Linked DNA regions of Homo sapiens: region 2 is linked to region 1. A link is an interaction called in ENCODE POLR2A ChIA-PET data of the cell type or tissue named here. Cell type or tissue: OCI-LY7. All regions are shown on one strand.

What was found. ChIA-PET counts read pairs that join two places held together with the same protein. Peaks named below come from ENCODE experiments on the same cell type or tissue, not always from the same donor. Only the 100,000 strongest peaks of a DNase experiment are listed, where the experiment ranks them.
Region 2: POLR2A ChIA-PET joins it to region 1 with 11 read pairs; 2 of 35 experiments call an interaction of 5 or more read pairs at or near these places.

What each region holds. Positions count from the first base shown.
Region 1 is chr12:92,812,058-92,814,557 of GRCh38, reverse strand. It overlaps EEA1 (early endosome antigen 1), which reads left to right. Exons shown (of 29, transcript NM_003566.4): 16 at 1,465-1,578. Among named protein-coding and RNA genes, the nearest start is that of PLEKHG7, 110 kb to the right of the region's middle. In OCI-LY7, no CTCF peak of the experiment used is centred here; no DNase peak of the experiment used is centred here; H3K27ac peaks cover 383 bases.
Region 2 is chr12:92,660,034-92,662,533 of GRCh38, reverse strand. No RefSeq gene overlaps it. Among named protein-coding and RNA genes, the nearest start is that of PLEKHG7, 42 kb to the left of the region's middle. In OCI-LY7, no CTCF peak of the experiment used is centred here; no DNase peak of the experiment used is centred here.

The DNA.
Region 1 (2,500 bases):
ACTTAATTTCCCCCAAACTTTCTTTATATGCTACATGATTTTGGAATATACATATATTACATTAGTTGAAGCATGCTGTATAAAAAAGATCATGAGTGATTATCATATGTTAAAATATTTCATGAGTTTTTGGTTCCTCAGATAGATGAAATGCCGTATGTAAATAAAGCTGACTTCTGCAAAAATATATTTGTAGTCTATGCTATATATTCATCAGTATAGATTTACTATGTGTTGTTTAAAGGGAAGATTTCTTTAGTTTTCACCTTTAAATCAATGTAAATGTATATACCTTGATGTAACTATTATTTCTGTGAAAATTAAGTATTTTGATATTGAGAAAAAATTATTTGAATTTTTCCTTCAGCTTGTAATTATCCATACAATGTAAATCTTAGATTTCTTATGTTCATTGATCCTCTCTTCAACCAGCTAAAAGAATGCACCCCCCATTTTTACTGTTTTCTCAAAATATGTTAATTTTAAATACATGTTTTTACATATATATTTTCTTTTTTGCTTTTCTTTCTTTCTTTCTTTTTTTCTGAGACAGAGTCTTGCTCTGTCGCCAGGCTGGAGTGCAGTGGCGCGATCTCAGCTCACTGCAGCCTCCACCTCCCAGGTTCAAGTGATTCTTCTGCCTCAGCCTCCTGAGTAGCTGTGACTACAGGTGCATGCCACCATGCCCAGCTAATTTTTGTATTTTTAGTAGAGATGGGGTTTCACCACATTGGCCAGGATAGTCTCGATCGCTTGACCTTGTGATCTGCCTGCCTTGGCCTCCCAAAGTGCTGGGATTACAGGTGTGAGCCACCGCACTTGGCCTATTTTTTGCTTTTCGTATTCGAGGTGAGTTGTACTAAAGGTATTCCAACACTTAAAGGTGTTACTTTTGATAACAAGATAGATCTTTTTGCTTGTTTGATTTTATTGGCAGCCTTGAATTTTTAATATTTAATATTTTGACTGTGAGCTTCAAAAATAAAACCCTTTAAGTGAGAAGTTATCAGGGAATACTGAATTTTACAAAGTGCCAGTTGTCTGGCTGTTTTGAGTCATTGAATTCTGTAATTCTTGATTATCTTCGGAGTAATCATTTTTTGGGGCATGGTTATTTACTTTATCATAATAGTGGTAGACTTTCAGATACTCACTTCTGAAAATACAGTGGCCTTTTTTGGAAAAAAAGTGTACCTTTTCTTTCTTAGCAAAGGAATACTAAAGTGTTTTGGAATCACATGAGGATATCTTTTTATTATTTATCCAGCATTATTAGGAGTCTTCTCCCCTATCATTCCTATTTTGGCGATTTTCACATACATATTTTTCAATATATAAATCCATATGTTTTTGCCAAGGACTTAATTTTTAAATAGTTTGTTTAGTCACAAAAGGAGTGTGCGTTCAAGCAAGAGGAAATCAAGAACTAAATATAAATTAAATAATTTGTAAATGCTGTTACAGATTAAAGCCAAAACCGAACTATTACTATCAGCAGAAGCAGCAAAAACTGCTCAAAGAGCTGATCTTCAGAATCATTTGGACACAGCTCAAAATGCATTACAAGATAAACAGCAGGTAGGGAAACAGATGCAATTTCATACTATCACCTAGTGCTTTGGTAGATAAATAAATTGCAAACATGTAAAGATGATACCCAGTTTTGTATAATCTTGTGATAGACTTGCTTATCCCCCTTAATTTCTCCATGAGTTCCAGTTGAGTAGTAAAAGTGGGGGTCACATAGATGGAGATAAAAATAACAGCTTTGTTTTTGATAAATTTCTACTAGTGTGCAGGTGTGGTTGGTTTCCTGATATTGTCCTTCTCCCCTAGCCTAGACCTTGGTGTAGAGCAGTAATGTTTCCTCCTAACTTTTGAATTGTTGCCCCATCCCTTCAAGTGTTGGTGATTGGATGGGGCAGACCACCACATTTGTTTTTAGTAGGTAGACTGGACCATGACCCAAATGTACTTGCCACTTGGAAACAGGAAAAGAACACTGTATATTCTACCTCAGTTATAAGAGTTACTCCTTTCTTGGTAATAGGAGGAAGTGAGGAGCTGGAGGGAATACAGAAGCGATACTCTGGTAGAATAGAAGCATCCTACTTTAGGGTCACGGTGAATGTTGCTGGTAGATTTTTCTTAGCTTTTACTGGTAGAAATTTTTAAAATTTACTTGTTATTCAGGGAGTAATATTAGTTATTGGTCTTTTTTTTTTTTAGATGGAGTTTTTTGCTCTTGTTACCCAGGTTGGAGCGCAATGGTGTAATCTTGGCTCACTGAAACCTCCACCTGCCGGGTTCAAGCAATTCTCCTGCCTCAGCCTCCCAAGTAGCTGGGATTACAAGCATGTGCCACCGTGCCTGGCTAATTTTGTATTTTTAGTAGAGACAGGGTTTCACCATGTTGGTCAGGCTGGTCTCAAACTCCGACTTCAGGTGATTCACCCACCTTGGCCTCCCAAAGTGCTGGGATTATAGGTGTGAGCCACCG
Region 2 (2,500 bases), 150 kb after region 1:
CGAGATTGTGCCACTGCACTCCAGCCTGGGCAACAAAGCAAGACTCTGTATAAAAAAAAAAAAAAAAAAAAGAAGAAAGAAAAAGAAGAAAAGGGAAAAGGGAAGGTGTTATTCCAGCTTTTCCTAAATGTCAGTATTTATTTTACCACCTTTGCAATTTCTTCCTTATGTGACTCCACTGGAAACTGTGATATTTCAATGAATGGCTAAAACTGAATACTGTGATATGCAGGAAAAACCAGTATTTACATAATGCACACTAGCCATGTTTCCAAACAGTATGGATGCCTAAAGATTCTTCAGTTGAGGGCGGGAAAAGCCAGCAGACAGAATGAGGCAGAGCTGAGGCAGAACATAATAGAGAAAAGAGAGAGGAAGAAAGAATGTGAAAGAGATCTCACATGATGGTGTAACCCTGGATCCCGCTGTGCAAGATGTACCATTGCAGCCTTCTCCAGCAGAAAGTCTAGCCATGGCAGAAATTGCAGTGTGTTTGTCAAAATCCATTTTTTTCTTCCTTTTATGCACACAGCTAGACCACAGTTCTCAGACTCTTGTAGTTAGGTGTGGCCTGTGAGTTCTCACCTTATGTGGCCGAAGCCCATGATCACATCCCATGAGGGATCATTCATTTCCTTTCCCTACCCATTGGCTAGGAGGCTGAAGGCTTGGAGAAGAGTGCATCCTGCAGCCATCTGGGCAGGTATGCCACCATAGATCAGTGGCAAGAGCTAAAAAGAAATGTTTATTGTGTTAAGATGCTGAGATCTGGGGGGTAACTGTTTAAGCAACTGTCGATTAATACCTTAACTGATCAATCTAAAAATTAACCTTTTATTGCTAAAGGCAATTTAAGTTGCGCTTCTGTCACCGGCAACCAGAAGAGTCCTGCTTATAACATTTGGCCACTTGAATGTAATCAACGTGAGGGAGTGGCAGCATTACAGCGGAAAAATACTGGACTTAAAATGAGACTAGCCAGGTTCCTTGTTGTTGTCTTACTAATTTTGTAATTTCCATTAAGCATGCTTTGGGTTTGACTTTTACTATGACTTCCAGCTAATCTAATCTCTACTGTCACTACTTGATTCCTCCCACTTCCACAGTGGCGCTATGAAATGTATTGGTTATTTGAACCATCAGGCCAATGATAGTATTACGCGGTGTTTCCATTTAATGATTGTTTTCTTTCCAGGTATTTGGGAAAGCCTCAGAAATAATCTTAAGAACCTCTTTGAAGGCAAAAACATGAAAAGTTATTTTGGAAAATTTCAAACATACACAAAAGTAGAGAAAATATCATGGCAAACTGCCATGCAGCCATTGTCAACCTTCTAACATTATCACCGTTACATTTCGCCTATTTTCCTCTCTTCTATGCCCTGCTTCCTGCTCTTTTTTTTTTTAATTGCTGGAGTATTTTAAAGCAAATTCCAAGCATAAAGTTATTTCACCCCTAAATATTTCAGCGTGTATGTGTTTATGTATGTGTGTAGGTACATATTTATTTCATATATGCATGTATAAATTTTGTATGTCCCTAACAGATGAGGACTTTTTAAAAACATAAGTACAATATCATTACCACATCTCACAAAAGGGGCAATAATTCCTCAATATTGTCTAATACTCATACCATTTTAAATTTCCTCAGTTATCTTAAGAAGTTGGTTTGGTTTCAATCAGCCTCCAAAAAGGTCTACATACAGCATATGGTTGGGGTGTATTTTGAGTATTTCCTGATATAGGTGACTATATCAATTAGTTTTAGCTATTAAAGCACTACAAAGCTCAATGGCATAAATCAAGCTTGTCCAACCCATGGCCTACGGGACCACATGCAGCCCAGCATGGCTTTGGATGTGGCCCAACACAAATTTGCAAACTTTCTTAAAACATTATGAGATTTTTTTTGCAATTTTTTTAAAGCTCATCAGCTATCCTTAGTGTATTTTATGTGTGGCCAAAGGCAATTCTTCCCTTGTGGTCCAGGGAAGCCAAAAGATAGGATACCCCTGGTGTAAATCAACATCCCATTTTGGAAGAATTTGTGGTTTGGCGATTTGAGCTGGGCTCAGGTGTGAGAAGGTGCTAGGTCAGCTGGAGCCTGGCTGGTGTGTCGTGGTGGTTGGGGTACAAAGCTTACCTGGGATGGTTCATCTTTGTCCCAGGTGGTCTCTCATCCCCCAGTAGGCTACCCTGGGTTTACTCACCTGGTGTCAGGTTTTTTTTGTAGCAATTAGGAAATCCCAAAAGGTCTCTTAAAGCCTAGGCTTGAACTGCAATGCTGCTTTGTCACATTCCATTGGCCAAAGAAGGCACAAGACCAACTCCACCTGTTGATGGGAGAAATTGCAAAGCTATATTGCAAAGGACGTAGCTGTTAAGGAAGGGAATAATTTGTGAAAATTTTGGCAATCTACTATAGCCACTTACCAAACTTGTTTTGATTTCCATAACCCTTAAAATCTGTCAAAGAATACATATCTCCTAAAGCTTA